2 separate regions of the Homo sapiens genome follow, and region 2 is linked to region 1. A link is a loop called in an ENCODE intact Hi-C map of the cell type or tissue named here. Cell type or tissue: PC-9. All regions are shown on one strand. Each heading gives the region's core, and the rest is flanking DNA. Links, peaks and the distances in the headings are about the cores only. Region 1 has its middle 10 kb from the start of ARHGEF3. Region 2 has its middle 17 kb from the start of ARHGEF3-AS1.

Region 1 (8,337 bases), core at 328-8,327:
TTTGGCAATGGGGATGTAGCCTTGTACAAGCGATTCATGATTCTTTTGGAGCGTACAATCTAGTAGGGGAAACAGATGCTAGAGAATAATGAAGATTATGATTTATTAAGTAATTCTAGTGCTATTTGTTATTTATGGGGCACTATTTAGAAGTTGCTGCAAGGTATCTTTGTTTTTAGTTCTAATTCTTATAAATGGACAACATTAATGTAAGTAAGTATTTTGGGTAAGAAGTTTGGCCAGGGTTGCACAGAACCCTCAGCTTTGAGAAGCCTGTGGTTTAGCATCTCATGCCAGCAACCATCTAGATGTGTATTTTTGTTTTGTTTTTTAGAGACAGAGTCTTGCTCTGTCACTCAGGCTGGAGTGTAGTGGTACAATCATAGCTCACTGTAACCTCCAACTCCTGGGCTCAAGCCATCCTCTTGCCTCAGCTTCTAAAGTAGTTAGGACTATAGGAATGCACCATCATGCCCTCCTAAATTTTTACATTTTGTGTACAGACAGGATCTCACTATGTTGGTCAGCCTGGTCTTGAGTTTCTGGCCTCAAGTGATCCTCTTGCCTCAGCTTCCCAAAGTACTGGGATTATAGACATCAGCCACCAAGCCCAGTCAGTCATCTGTGTTATATCCAGAACAGAATTAGGTATGGCCCTACCACTTAGATGCAAGCAGCCCACCCTTGAAGGGCAGAAGGGAAGCTGTGACTGGGCAGAATCCACAAGGCAGCAAGACTTGGTCCACTGAAGGAACAGATAGCTCTCATAGTCATAACAGGCCTGTAGGAAGAAGACAGTGTAGGAACCAAATGCTGTTGTAAAGATAACACAGGCACTATGTAACCGAGTACCTATTTTTAAGTGACAGTGGTATATTTTAGGCCAGTTCTATCCCATTTGTAGTCTGTCTCCATTTTCCCTCAGTAATTCTTTTCTCATAGTTGATCTTTCCTCTGTTTCAACCTCTTGTTTGCTTTGCCATTTGATATTAAAAGAATCTATATGCATATGCATTTCTTGACAAATGAGTACATTGAGCTTAATTTTCTGATGAGCCTTCATAAAATATTACCATGCTGAACCAACCCAAAATGTGGGCTGCCTATACCAAACATGCTAATTTTAGACAGGGTGCTTTCATCAGTACATAAGATATGAATTTTTATTTGAAAGCTTTCCTGAAATTAAATAGCATAAAATCAAGATAATACTCCATATACACTTCAGTCTTTGCTGTTTAATAGAATCACAGAAGCATACACATTTATGTTTAAATCACCTTGTTATATGGTTCAAGAATCTATGTCTCAGAGAGATCACTTGACTTGCCCAAGACCACAGACTTAATGGTAGGGCCAGATTGTATACCATGTCTTCTTTTTTTTTTTTTTTTAATTTTTTTAGAGGTGGGGTCTCGCTCTGTTGCCCAAGCTGGAATGCAGTGGCACGATCATAGCTCACTGCAGCCTCAAACTCTTAGGCTCAAGCAATCACCCTGCCTCAGCCTCCTGAGTAGCTGTCACCATAGGCATATGCCACTGTGCCTGGCTAATTGTTATAATAATAATTGTTATTATTATTGTAGAGATGAGGTCTTACTTTGTGGCCCAGGCTAGTCTCAGACTCCTGGGCTCTAGTGATCCTCCCACCTTGGCCTCCCAAAGTGTTGGGATTATAGGTGTAAGCCACTGCACCTGGCCCATGTCTTCTAATTTAGGTCAGTTCACTCTTCACTCTGCTGCTTCTTTTATATATGTGCAACAGTCATATCCTTTTTTGAAATTATAAGATTAAATCAAAGAATTAATGTCTTTGGAAGCAAGGAGTGTTGGAAAAGTTCTCCAAATTCCACCTTTTTTCCTTAATTCATTTAAAAAAAAAGGGAGAAGGATGATTTATTTACCGGAAGGGTTAATAATAGCATGACGTGCTAACTGTATGCTTAGAAATCTGACATACATATTATCTTATTGGATTATTCATGTGTTTTTAACTCATTAAAACCTTGAAACTCTCATATCCCCATTTTATAGATGCTTAAACTGATGTTTGTCATCATTAAGTAAACTGTCCAAAGTCATATAGTTGGCAAGTGAAAACTTGGTATTTGAACCCAGGCTTCTCATTCTAAAGCAGAGGTGTCCAATCTTTTGGCTTCCGTGGGCCACAGTGGAAGAAGAATTGTCTTGGGCCACACATAAAATACACTAACACTAACAATAGCTGATGAGCTTAAAAAAAATCGCAAAAAAAAGTCTCATAACGTTTTACGAAAGTTTACAAATTTATGTTGGGCCACATTCAAAGCCATCCTGGGATGCATGCAGCCTGTGGGCCATGGGTTGGAAAAGCTTGTTCTAGAGCTTGTATTCTATGTTCTTCCAGAAAGAAGGACAGAGTGTTGAGTATTCCACAAAGAAAATTTTGCTGTAAAGGCAGAGTGGGAGGGAAATATCTTATTCTTTTTCAGTTTACTAGCTCTTCACTTTATAATTTAACCTTCCATATTAAAAGCTTCTCTAGGAAGTGAGAATTAATTTGGGGGAAGGAAGCCTCAATTATTCCTGCTTCCAGCTGGTACAGATGCTTGGCCACTTCAGGACAGGTAGGAGGGAGAATGTTGGCATCTGTCTACTGAGCTCAGAAACTGGAGAAGCATCTAAATTCAGGAATGATGCCAGGTGGGGTGGGGGTGTGGGAGGGAGGAAAAGGATGTGGTGTTTGGGGCCCATAACTCAGGAAACGTGATGGCACCTAATTTCAGAGTGGCATGAGGCAAGCATTTAGGAAAAGAATAGTGAACTATTGTTACAGGTTTTTTTTAAATGGGTGGGTTGTTTTTATAAAGTTTTATGAACAGGAAACTGAAGCAAAATGCTGATCCTTTTAGTTTTTGAGCTCTGCCAGCATCATTTTTATATTTATTTTTGAATTTTGATGACAGGCACTTCCTTTAACACTTCTGGGAGTAAAGTGTAACAAGATACCCCAAACTGCATTTCATAACAGCAGAATCCAAATGAAGAGTTGTAGTTTCAGATCTTTTCGATAACACGGTGAGACAGAACTGGATCCCTCCCCAGCCAGGGGAGAAAGAGAACTCTTTCAGTAACTGAGGCAGTCTGCAGAATTTTTTCCCTTTCAAAACATTCTAGAAAATTTGCCTAACATGTGGAAAACCTCTAACATGCATTAAAATGGGATAGACTGTGGCAAAGAAAATACAGATCAAATTCTCCTCCTCCCATGAATCATAAAAACCCAGCCTTCCCAGCTATTGTTTCTCCTGGAAGATGACTTCATCTTAAAGAAAGTGGTTCTATCTGTTGTGTGTTTTGGATGCACTAAACCAATGTTTCAGGCATCTGGCTGCCAACTTTGGAGATGTTAAAAGCCTGTTTTGTTCCTGCAGGGCACTCTTTCATTGCCTACCTTATAAAAGTTATGTCTTATTGCATTTTCCTGGCACCAGAGCAATCCTTGTACCTACCCATTGCATTTGGTTTTTCTGAGCCTGCAGGCAGCACTGGGTTATTAAAGTTCAAGGAGGAATCCACATGATGTTGGCTTTACAATTTTAATTCTCTCTTACCTTCTTTCCTCCCTACCTCCCACTCAATGACAGATGAGCTTTGTTCACCATGTATTGTCTCTAAACCAGAATGAGCTCTCAAAATTATCTCTTGTAAGGCTCTAGGAGGGGAGAACATGACTCCCCTTTGGTGGAGCAGCTAGCAGAGAAGTTTCCTTCTTCCTTTGGCTTCTTTGAATAAAAAGTTCTTGAGTCTATAATTTATCATCAGCCTTGAACTTCAGATAAGCACCATGTTTAATCTTGCAGAAACATCAGGCAAAATCTGCCCCCTCCCTTAAAAGTCAGCCCCTTGGGGCCCACCTCAAGAAAACAGAGTTTTGATACAAATGGCATTAGGTGTGAGCATGGCAAGTTAAGAGGAAAAAAACATTTTTGTAGAGTTTAACCTGGAATCAAAAACCTAGAGAAGGGAATGAAAGAAATAACCTTTAAAGGGAAGGAAAAGGGCAGATGAGCATGTTGCACAGTGTCTTTGAAAATAAGCTATTTGATGTCCCTTTGTCACTAGTTTCAGCCTTCCTGGCAAGTCCACCTTGTTCAGGAATTAGTGTGTAAACAGCTGGAAGGAACTGAAAGCTCTATCATATCTGAGAGGCCCCCACAGTCTAACACTGTAGGAGCCGTTTCTCAAAGTGGTTTGGACTCTTCAAGAAGCTAAACATTAAAATTAGGGGCCTATTTGAATTACCTTTCAAAATTTCAAACAGCCCACTATAGTATTCTGCATATTATTTTTTGGTCCCATCTCAGAAGTTTTAAATATGGTGTATTCCTCCTTGCAAAAATCTTCTCTGGATTTGCTTCCTCCGTGACGTGTTCTTTGATTAGCCCCATTTCAATTTAATTTTCATTTCAACAAATATGAGCTGAGAGTCTGCTATGTGCCAGCGTAATAGGAGGAGCTGGGGCTACTGTGATGAGCAAGATAGATATGGTCCCTGTCCCCTTGTAGCTTGCAGCCAGGCAGTGGAGACAGACATAAAATCAGTCAATATGAGCAGGCTGACTACTGGGGAAGAAGAGGTACTTGGCACCTTGAGGGCACAAAACAAGGATTACCCTTGCCTGGGGGTCACAGACAACCTTGAATGAGAGGAATTAGCTAGGCACAGCTATCAGTTGGTTGTACTTATTAATGCTAGAGTTGAAGAATCAAATGATAGTGCAATGATAAAATCTGGGGAACTAGTGACTAAGTGCTTCTGTTCAGTCCTCTATTGCCAAGGCTTTTGGTTTAATCAGAATTGTGGGCACATGCGAACTATGTTTGCTGAGCTTGGTTTTGGCTCTGAGATGGAAAAAAAATCAAGTAAAGCAGAAACTGTCTTAATTCAGCTCCCACTTAACCAAAGCATTCAGTTAACCCACACCAACTAGCCCCTTTGTGAAGCGTGTCTAATACCCACAGCACACAGAACACTTTCAGCTAATATGCTGCTTCTAGCATACGCCAGCCAGTTTCCACTCCCACCAGATGAGACACATATTTGCCAGGAGTCCCCGAACCTGTTTCTACTAGTTGAACTTGTTCTGTAATTAAAGTCTTCTGCCCATGCCCCCACCCCCACCATCTGCCCCAGCCCCAGCCCTAGGTCTTTTTTCAAGTAAACATCTCAAGCCAAGTGCCCTCCTCCCATTCTCTGCTCTACAGCTAATTTTTTAAAAACGTAAATGCTGTCATGCCCTCTGGCTATGAAGATAAGCATGTTTTAAATTGGAACCTTGGATACCAGATTGTAAATCAAGTCCCAAGAGCCAGAACACATCTCCTAGTGGGTGGCTTACTTGGTAGTTTACTCGGAGTATAGATTTGTCAATTTTTCATCATATCCTTGAGGCACCCATCTGTATATAGCATGGTGTGGCACACAGTAGTTCCTCAGTGCACGTTTGTTTGGATGAACAAATTAAGAGGCTCCTTATTCCCATTCTGGGTTTTGATGCTACAGCCATTGGGCTAATTACCCCCTGTGCACCTCAGGACTGAAGATTTGTGGTCAGAGCATTTCTAGCCTGTGGCTGGGGGATCATTATTGGGCTTGCTGATCATTCTGATTCATAACACTATGTATGTTACTCGAACAGTGCTTTTTGAGGGTATTTTACAGATTTCTGGGTCTGCTGCCAAAGATTCCAATTCATTGGACCCAAAGTGGGCCTTAGGGATATATATGGATTTGATAAGCTTCTTAGTCAATTTCACAGCAGGTGGTCTCTGGGAGTGTCCCTGACTCCTCAGAAGTCATTTCTCTATAAATGTATGGGTTTTCAAATTCAGGCCAGATGATATGAATACTGCCATATTTTGTTATTTTACACATTTTCCTCCACATGTTAACTTCTCTTGAATTGCCAAGGGTCTTACAATTGATCATATAATTTAATTGACAATATTTTTCTTTTCTTTTCTTTTCTTTTTGTTTTTGAGACTCAGTCTCTCTCTGTCACCCAGGCCGGAGTGCAGTGGTATAGTCTCAAGCTCACTGCAACCTCTGCTTCCTGGGTTCAAGCCTCCCGAGTAGCTGGGACTACAGATGTGTGCCACCATGCCAGTTACTTTGTCTATTTTTTGTAGCGACAGGGTTTCAGCATGTTGCCCAGGCTGGTCTCCAACTCCTGGGCTCAAATGATCTGCCCGCCTCAGCTTCCCAAAGTGCTGAGATGACAGGGGTAAGCCACCACACCCAGCCTATTTTAGAGAGTACATAAAATAATAGCACATATTACAGTCTTAGGTTCGACAAAATACGGTACTTTGATTACTGAGTTTGTAGTTGATGGAGGAGAAAACACCTCTAATATCCAAAGCTGGAATGTATACATTTTAGGTTCTAATTTCTCTGAATAATGGTTACTATACGAAACCCACATAAAGGAATACCTTAGTTGTAGTCTGAGGGGAATAAATAACTAAATAAATATATGGCCAGGCACGGTGGCTGACGTCTGTAATCCCTTTGGGAGGTCGAGGCAGGTGGATGACATGAGGCCAGGAGTTCGAGACCAGCCTGACCCACATGGTGAAACCCAGTCTTTCCTAAAAATACAAAAATTAGCCAGGCATGGTGGTGCACATCTGTAATCCCAGCTACTCAGGAGTCTGAGGCAGGAGAATCGCTTGAACCTGGGAGGTGGAGGTTGCACTGAACCGAGATTGCACCACTGCACTCCAGCCTGGGTGACAAAGTGAGACTCTGTCACAAAGGAAAAAAAAAAAGTAAAGTAAAAAATATTTTAAAAATTAAATATAACATATTTATTGAATCCTTAACCCCCAAATATGAAATACTCTCAAAGGCAGACTCTCCAGAAAATTCAAAGACACTCTAGTAGTACACAGAAAATGTTTTATTACTTCTGTGGGCAGAACAAGCCTGCTGATAGTTATAAGTTCAAATTGGAGAAGGTCAGGTTTCTTACTGCAAAATCTTCAGTGAGACAGGTTTTTGTTTATACAAACTGTGCATCCAGAAACACCATATATCAAGAAAATAGTAAATTAAACCCCTTAGGGTTTTCATTTAATCACTGAGTTTGCATTTCTGCCCCCCAAAACAAATATAGTGGCAAAGGTTGTCCTGGGGAAGAATAAGACTTGAAAAAAATTCCCTCTTCCCTGGTTTCTTCTTTATTATATTTCATTGAAATTTTAATTTTCACTGGTGTTTTAAAGTATATTTGTGTACCTGAAGCAGTTTAAGACAGTTTTCTGTCCCCTCACTCCCTTACTCCTATATTCCTCTTTATTCTTTTGTCTGTCTTGTGTTTTATGGAATTTGTTATTCAGCCAACGGTCAGGTTTGGGCATCAGGGAAGACTTGATTCATTGCCCTGTTCTGGGGTTTCTTGGCACTCAAGCATTTCTTCTTTGCCCCACCAAGCCTAAGCTGATATTTGATACTAATCAATGATCAAAGTCTGAAGTGAAAATACCTTGAGGTCAATACCCACAGATTCCCTTGGCTCCAATACCATATTTCAGGACCACTCTCTCTTTACCACAGCGTTTCTCAATAGTGGCACTATTGGCATTTTGGACCTGCTAATTCTTTGTTATGGGAAGCTGTTCTGTGTATCATAAGTGTTAACAGCATCCCTGGCCTTTACCTATTAGATGCCAATGGCACCCTGGCCTTGTCCACTGACAATCAATCAAAAATACATCCAGACAGTGCCAAATATCTGCTGGGAGGTAAAATCACCATTGGTTGAGAAGTATTGCTCTTATGAACCAGAGGCTAGCAAATGTTTATGATGTTTCAGGGCAAAACACTTCAATATTATTATTTTTTTGAAAAAACAAAAAAATTTGCTAATTTCATAGCTAATTTTTTATTTTTATTTTAATTAATTAATTATTTTGAGACAGGTTCTCACTCTGTTGCCTAGGCTGGAGTGCACTGGCATGATTATGGCTCACTGCAACCTCGACCTCCTGAGCTCAAGGGATCCTCCCACCTCAGCCTCCTAAGTAGCTGGGACCATAGGCACATGCTACTACGCCCAGCTACTTTTCGGATATTTCTTTTTTTGTAGAGATGGGGATCTCATTATGTTGTTCAGGCTGGTCTCGAACGCCTGCGCTCAAGCAATCCTCCTGCTTCGTCATCCCAAAGTGCTGGGATTACAGGCGTGAGCCACTGTGACTGGCTAATTTATTATTACTATTTTTTTTGCTTTATAGCTGATAATCCACAGGATTAGCTCAGCTGGGAGAGAGAGATACTCTCCTTTAACCAGT
Region 2 (8,337 bases), core at 193-8,192, 110 kb before region 1:
TTATAGTCTCTAGGAAACTGCAATTGTTACTTACTATGTGCCAGGCACTATGCTCAATGATACATATTTGACTTATTTGATTCTCACAAGAACTTTTTGCAGTGGGTCCTCTTACTGTTCCCATTTACCAGAGGAGGAAACAGAGGCACAGGGAAGTTAAGTAAATGATCAGGGGTCACGCATTAAGTGACAGCACTGGGATTTGAACCCAGGTTATCTGGCTTAGAACTCCTATTCCTCACTTCTGTGCTAAACTGCCTTCCTTTATTTCTGGTCTGTGTTCTGGTTGCTATGCCCTCACCACCCCGGCTGGCTTGGCATTTCCAGACCTCTGGGGCTGCACACTTAACACAGCATTCCCTGGGGCCTGTTACTAAGTATGAGTCCCTCTCAGCCTCAAAGGGTCATTCTGGGGACTCCTCCCACCCCTCCCGGGGTATTCATCCAACCCAGGAGGCTCTTTGTGGCTCAACCACACACATTCTTTTAAAAAATAAAAATCAGCTTTTCATTTTAATGATGACACAACCCAGAGGTGAGGTTCTTGTTATCACACTGGGGGAATCTGGGTGATTGGAGTTGTAAAATCAAGTAGCTGGGGAATTCCTTGTTTTCTCCATAAATTATCCATGTGAGAGCTCTGTGTAATTTCACATTACAGGAGGGAATGGCTGTGTTTAACTCCTTCTGTTGGAAGGGCAGACTTATTTCACTTCTTACTCAGCCAGGAGAGGGAGTTGGAAAGCATAGAAATGGAACTTCTTGTTATTACAATTCCTGGCTTTCAGCAAATATATTTATGTTTGTGTACTTTAAAAATACATAGGAAAAGCATCTGACTAGTACTGTATTCTATGGCCATGGCCACTGTTCTTGACAAAAAGAATTTCTATCTGGTCATGCAGCTGTTCTGGCTGAGAAACTTGCCCTGGTTCCCCATTTCCTGCAGGGTGGAGTTGGAACTCCTTCCTTGGCTCCAAGCATCTCATCCCTGGCCTTCGCATCCTGTCCCTTCCATAGACCCCTTGACTGTCTCCTCGCCTCCTGAATGAACTTTGCTGTTCCCACTTCTCACCTTTGCGCTGACCCCCCTCTCCTCAGCCTGGCAACTCCTATACATCACTGACAACCAGCTGGAATGGCACTGTCATTGGGGAGACCCTGAGAATGGTCCCTGGCTTCTTCCTCTGCAGCCTAGTGCTTCGAGGCTGTGGGAACCAGCAGGTTGAGCAGTGAGCATTGTGTACAGGTCTGCGTCTCCTCTGGCCTGTGAGCTTCTGAGGTATTTTTGCATGCCTGATGCTTTGAACACAGAGCTGGGCACATTTCTGTTGAACAAAGGAAGCTGGTCTCATCTTTACACATGTCAGTCTGCATTTCTTCCCCAAGAAGGGTTTTTGGGTGATGGGTAGAATACCAGGTGGGAGATTGGACCACCAGCCTCCAGGCTCCATGAGAGCCAGGCTGTCCTGTGGCTTTGGTGCCTGCACTGTGGCCAGTGTGTATTCAGTCACTGCCTGAATGAGTATTGTGGTAAGAACCTGTGCTGCAGGCCTAGACTCCAGTCCTTATTCCATTACTGCCAAGCTTGGCACATTGGACAACTTTTTTTAACCCTTCTGAGCCTCTTTCCTCATCTATAAACTAGGGATAATAAAAGTACTTATCTCATAGGGTGGTCATAGAATTAAATTAGCTTAGCCTACCATCTGACACATAGCAAGCCCCCAGTCAATGGTGGTTCGTATTGTTGTTAATAATGAAGTGGATTGGTTACAGGATGTGATAAGTAGTGGGAAGGAAATCAGTAGGGTATCATGATAGAGAATAACGATGGTGGGGTATAAGGCATGGTCCTATAGACAGCCTGGTCAGGGAAGCCTCCTGTGAGCTGAACTTGAGTGATGACACAGCTGAGTTAAGCAGAAAATGAATTTATTACAGTGTCTAGGGTAGCTCAGAGAATTTCGGAAGGACCAGGGAAACAGGGACAACTCCAAATTATACCACCAAACAGTTATTGTAAAGACACTATTGCTACCACTGCTGGGTAGGTGTAGACGCCATGGCTTGCACCACCAATGCTGGTTGTAGGCTGTGGCTACCCAGTCTACCCTTACTCTGCCTCTGCAAGCTGCCACCACCCTCGCAGAATGGGGTCTGCAGCGGCCCTGCCGCTTTGCATCCCAGCACATGATTGGCTGAGCCTGCTCATGTTCTCATGCTGTGGCTGCAAGGGAGGCTGGGAAGCAAGTGTATGGCACTCTCATCTCCTCTGGTAGAATGTGGGCTCTGGTTCCTGAGTTGGGGAATTCCCCAAAGCTAGCCAGGTAGGGGGTTCAGCTGCAGGAGACTCAAAGGGTGACCCTTATGTCAGAGGCATGTGAACAAGAGCAACTCCATCTTGAATAGGAGCTGGGTAGCATGAGGCTGAGACCTACTGGGCTGCATTCCCAGACAGTTAAGGCATTCTAAGTCACAAGATGAGATAGGAGGTCAGCACAAGATACAGGTCATAAAGACCTTGCTGATAAAACAGGTTGCAGTAAAGAATCTGGCTAAATCCCACCAAAACCAAGATGGCAACGAGAGTGACCTCTGGTCATTCTCACTGCTACACTCCCACCAGTGCCATGACAGTTTACAAACGCCTTGGCAACGTCAGGAAGTTACCCTATATGTTCTATAAAGGGGAGGCATGAATCATCCACCTCTTGTTTAACATATAATCAAGAAATAACTGTAAAAATGGGCAACCGTCTATGGAGTAGCCATTCTTTTATTCCTTTACTTTCCTAATAAACTTGCTTTCACTTTACTCTCTGGACTTGCCCTGAATTCTTTCTTGCATGAGATCCCAGAACCCTATCTTGGGGTCTGGATCAGGACCCCTTTCCTGTAACACAGAGACTCATGGAGTAAGGAACACGTAGTGTCGCTGGGCCTCAGCAGCTTTCATCTAATAGGCAGTGGTGCTTTAAGAAAGGCCTGACTGCTTTCCTCTTAGACAATGATTTTTTTAAAAAGAGTGCTGAATTTGGAAGCAACTAGTTCTCAATGTGATGAGAGGCTAGGAACTATTTTTTACACATCATTTAGTTTGTGCAGGTGTGGGGTAGCATGTTTCTCCCCTGTTTATCACAGACTTGCATTCCTGTTGGAAATGCCCTAGCCATTGTCAATGCTTATAATTGCTTCTTGTTACAGCCACGTGGGGCTTATTGTCCATGATTTTGTTGCAAAGTTTATTGTTTATCTTATACGGTCTCCAGGAAGCTGCATGCGGAAATCTCTCAGCCTTACCAGGAAGTCTGACTTAAAGGGACAGCCTCCAGGGCAGAGCCCTAACTGGGAGGAGGTGCTGAGCTTCCAACCAGGACCAGTTACCTTGGGTGAGAGTTGGAAGCCCTTTCCACCTGTCTCATTTGGTTTGCTATTTTCCAGTGTTTTGGTGATTCCTTTCTGATTCTGAATTAAGGGAGAAAAAGTGGCAATACCAATTCTTCATGTACACATGAACACACCCAAAACATAACAAAACAAAAAACCACTTTCACTGGTGTTTAGGCAGAATGAACACTCTGAGTCATGGGACACACATGCTTTTAAATCTCTTGGTTTCTTGGGGGTATTTTCATAAAAGTCTTGAACTTTCTAGATGGATACAGGGATTTCAGGGAAGTCAGCATTGTAAGATTAAAAAAATAAATATGACTTAAGTTTTAACTATGCTCTCATTTTTTTTCTCTATTGGAAGGAAGAAGGGAAATGGGAAACTGCTAGTTTCTATTACCTTTTTCTTAGATGCCCAGTTGACAGTCAAATCAGGATAGAAAAATCAAACTCTGGATTTCAGATTTGGTACTGCTTTTCAATTTGCTAGGAGGAAAATTTGAACCAGTTTCCATCGTTACACCAAAAAATTTCCTCTTCTGTTTGAAAAAAAATAAATTATTACTGTGCCTTTGTCTTTTAAAAAATATTTTATTATGGAAAAATTAAAACCTATACAAAAATAGAAACAATAGTATGATGGCCCAAAGTTCCCATCATCCATTGTTCTGCTTCTTTTTTTGAGACGGAGTCTTGCTCTGTTGCCCAGGCTGGAGTGGCACGATCTTGGCTCACTGCAACCTCTGCCTCCTGGGTTCAAGTGATTCTCCTGTCCCAGCTTCCCGAGTAGCTGGTATTATAGGCACACGCCACCATGCCCAACTAATTTATATATATATATATATATATATATATATATATATATATATATATATATATTTAGTAGAGATGGGGTTTTGCCATTTTGGCCAAGCTGGTCTTGAACTCCTGACCTCAGCTGATCCTTCCGCCTACGCTTCCCAAAGTGTTGGGATTACAGGCGTGAGCCACTGCACCCAGGCTGTTCTGCTTTTAAATACATATGTCAGTTAGTATCCTACCATCCTCCCTGCAACCTGCTAGGGATAAAGGAGTCATTCCTGTTTTACAGATAAGGAAACTAAAGATCAAGGAAATTAAGAGTGACTTACCAGGTCATTCAACTAGTAAATGGCAGAGCCAAAAATCACAGAGCCCAAATATTAATTTATTGTTAACTATTCCAGCCAGATGGTTTTTCCCAGAAATTATCCCTAAAGAGTTATCTGAAGTCAAAATAATGGTGAGAAACTTTTTAATAAGAATGATTCTTGCTTTTGTTATATATTTTTAACTTGGAAATTCGGTGTGTCAAGCATTGTTTTTTGATCTAGGCAGATTACTTTTAAAAATCCTCCTGAGTATTCATGTAAGTGTCAGAAATACCCCTCCCTCCCACCCCCATATTCAGATTTTCCACTTCCAACCAACTTTGACAGTGCAATGCCAAATAGTAAGTCTCATTTCCAAGTAAGGAAGCCCTTTGGCTGATAGATATCAGCTAATCAGTTTTTAAACTTTTTTTTCTTCCTAAAAATTGTGCAGAGGTCAGTAACCCACAGACAGGAGTTTCACTTTTAACTGACAGTGTAAGGAAGGAGACTTGACAGTTTCTTGAAAAAGCTGCACCCAGGGTGTTTATGTTTCTAAGAAATAAACTGGATGAGCTTATTTGCAAGCGGCCCCTGTGTGCTTCATGCAGAAATTCTTCAGGTGGCCCTTGCTTCTTGTGTTAGTCAAGGAGGCAGAACCGCAGCGGCCAGGCCGGTGGCTGCTTCACAGCATACATCAGCTTTCCTTTTTTTTTTTTGCATTCACTTTTAAAAATAGCTGCCCATGTATCAGTTGCCAAAATAATGTGAGGAATCTGGTTATAAAAGTTCAGATTTGTTTAGAGAGAATAAAGACAGAGCTCAGGCGATTGCTTGTAACAAAACCAGTAAGATAAGCACTCAAGATTAGCCATGACTAGCAATCGTTGAGACTTCCATGTTCCAGCATCATTTATTTTTAGTTCCTGTGTTGAAACCATAGATGAAGACTTTTCTATTTATTCATTCTTGACCTTGAGCAGCCAGGTCTGCTCCCACATTCTTCTCATCATTTTATAATCTTGTTGAGCTGGGATACTAAGCAGGGCTCTCCAAGAGCATCAACATTTTCAAATGTTCACAGTCTCTTGAGTTGAACCACCTTGAGTCCAATAGGCCTTGGCCTGGGAAAGTGTCTGGACACCGCTGCTCCATTTGTCTAGAGTTCATGGTGAAGCAGGCAGAGGAATTGTTCAGGTTTTACTTGGATTAACCACCCTTCCAGCTTTGAGGAGTAGATAAAGACATTCAATAAAAGTGCATGACTGTGAGCAACTCTCAGGCTCTAATTTGATATTCTTTTTATTTCTCACTGGCTTGCTGTGCTTTATGCCTCCCTGATAACCTAGTAACACCCAAATTTTGTTTTTCCTTAGTGTTACCTGAATTTGTTTTTGAATTTTTGTTTTTCCTTAGTCTTACCTAAATTTGACAACAGTCTTAGAAACCTAAGATCTGAGAACTAATAATCTTATGATGTTGGAACCTTGGGTAAGCCAGTGTGCAATATATTATTTTAATTTGGTCACGGCTACCATCCCATTTGAGATTTTTTCCAACCTTTTTTTTTTTGGTCTTTTTTTTTTTCTTTTTATGGAGAATAGGGTCTCACCATGTTGTCCAGGCAGGTCTTGAACTCCCGGGCTCAAGCCATCCTCATGTCTCTGCCTCCCTAACCACTGGGATTACAGGTGTGAGCCACTGCACTGGCCCATGAGTTTTTTTTTTTTTTTTTTTTTTTGAGATGGAGTCTCGCTCTGTCACCCAGGCTGGAGTGCAGTGGTGCAATCTCGGCTCACTGCAAGCTCCGCCTCCCAGGTTCACATCATTCTCCTGCCTCAGCCTCCTGAGTAGCTGGGACTACAGGTGCCCGCCACCACGCCTGGCTAATTTTTTTTTGTATTTTTAGTAGAGACAGGGTTTCACCACGTTAGCCAGGATGATCTTGATCTCCTGACCTCGTGATCTGCCCGCCTCGGCCTCCCAAAGTGCTGGGATTACAGGCATGAGCCATCGTGCCCGGCCTTGGCCATGAGATTTTTTTACTACCTATTTTTAAATTCAGTTTGTGGAATTTTAAAATTTGAAGTATCAAATGGGGTATGTTTAAAGACCTTGAAATTCCCTTTCCAACTGTAAGATTTTGTGACATTTCTGGCTTGTTAAGTACAAATAAGAAAGACATTAAGGAACCAGGATAAAGTTCAAATGGAAAGAATCATCGTTGCTTGCCAACTTTTAATGAAGAAGTAATTCTGCTAAAATCTAAATATTTTATTTTATGTAAATGAAATTCTCACAACCCTGACGAGTATGTTCCTTATAATATCTTTGGTAAGGAAATTGCTTGGAACTTCTCAACAGAAAATACCCTCAGATATATCGAACAAGAACACAGGAAACATGGTTCTGGTTCTAGTGATACCATGACACTTTTGGTGACACCTTAGTTAGGTCCCAGTTTTGGTGCTAATCTCTTTAGAGCCCAACAAGAGGGGTTGTTACCAGTTTGGTTATTTAACCAGCTGTGGGAAAACAGGGTTCATCTTTGCATCGTAGGCACCCTATAGGTAGTTTCCTGTGTATAAATATATGATTCAACTCTATATACTGAAAGAAAAATACCATACCCTGAAAACCTATGCCCCCAGAATTTTGTAGGTTTTTTTCCCCCTTTTAACATTTCTCTCCAATCTATGTAGAATTTATGTTGGATGAGTATGAAGAAGGGCTTTAAAATGAGGCTTTTCATTCCAAGAGGCAAGTGAATTGTCCCATTGTTAGCGATCCTTCTCTAGTGGTTTGTGCTCTAATATGTCAGATTCTTGAATATCCCAGAGCAGGTTTCTCGCTGTGTCTTCTGAGGGCTGTATGCTTGTAGCAGGAGCTCTGAAGTAAGCTTGCTAGGCCCCACTCCTGACCAACCTCACCACCTCTAGGCCACGTGCCATGGGTAGGCGTACACCACCTTTTTGAGTCTCAGTTTTTTTAAATCTGCAAAAAGAAAGATAATAATAAGGCCTACTTTGGGACTGTTGTGAGGATCACGTGGGAAAATACATGGTAAGTGCTCATATTAAAACATAAAAAATCCTTAGTCGCTGTGGTTTCAGTAATTGTGGCTGTATGATATGTTAATATCCACACACAGGTGCACTTTCATCATGAGTTATCAACATTGGCAGAGGTAAGAGGAATGGACAATGAGAAGTGACATTTCAAGTGTATCTTTCGTATTTGCTAAATGTCCACAGGGCAGGTGGCTAAATGAGTTAATTTCCTTCCATACCATAGCATGCTCTGCAGTAAGAGGTCAAAAATGTGCGTGACAGGGAAAGATGCCCTGGATGTTAAATGAAAAAAGAAGCAAGTGGTAGAACAATGTTATCATTCTATTTTTGAAAAAAATAAGATGTTACACCCAGCAACTCGTGTTTTTAGACAGAAGGAAATGTCTGGAAGGATTACCACCAGAGGGTGCAAACTGGTGGCCCCTGGGCCAAATGTAGCCAGCAACTGTGTTATGTGGCCCATACAGTACTTCTTATGGTGATGAATAGTTGCCAGCATTTACAAATTGAGAGATTTTACATAAAACCCTGAATTTCAGGCTTCTATTGAAAAAATTAGAATGTCTGCTCACCCTGGATGATTAACCCCTTAGGAACCCGAAAAGCTGGAACTGACCTAAGACAAAAACTCTCAGTGGTGCCCCAGTGCCCACCTGGCCTTTTCTTTCAGGTACCTGACCCCTGCTCCTAAATCCTTTTGGGTTTATGAACCTCTGTCTACGTCTGGCTTTTTAACACCAGTGCATCCAGCAAATGGGATCGGG

The links. Peaks named below come from ENCODE experiments on the same cell type or tissue, not always from the same donor. Only the 100,000 strongest peaks of a DNase experiment are listed, where the experiment ranks them.
Region 2: a loop joins it to region 1, with 2.8 times the contacts of the local background. A loop is called at or near these places in 33 of 110 quality-filtered maps.

Annotation. Positions count from the first base shown.
Region 1 is chr3:56,808,211-56,816,547 of GRCh38, reverse strand. It overlaps a transcript of ARHGEF3 not described here. Among named protein-coding and RNA genes, the nearest start is that of ARHGEF3, 10 kb to the right of the region's middle. In PC-9, for the core only: no CTCF peak of the experiment used is centred there; DNase peaks (open chromatin) are centred at 2,967, 3,267 and 5,097; H3K4me3 peaks cover 394 bases; H3K27ac peaks cover 3,973 bases.
Region 2 is chr3:56,918,961-56,927,297 of GRCh38, reverse strand. It overlaps a transcript of ARHGEF3 not described here. Among named protein-coding and RNA genes, the nearest start is that of ARHGEF3-AS1, 17 kb to the left of the region's middle. In PC-9, for the core only: no CTCF peak of the experiment used is centred there; a DNase peak (open chromatin) is centred at 3,257; H3K27ac peaks cover 459 bases.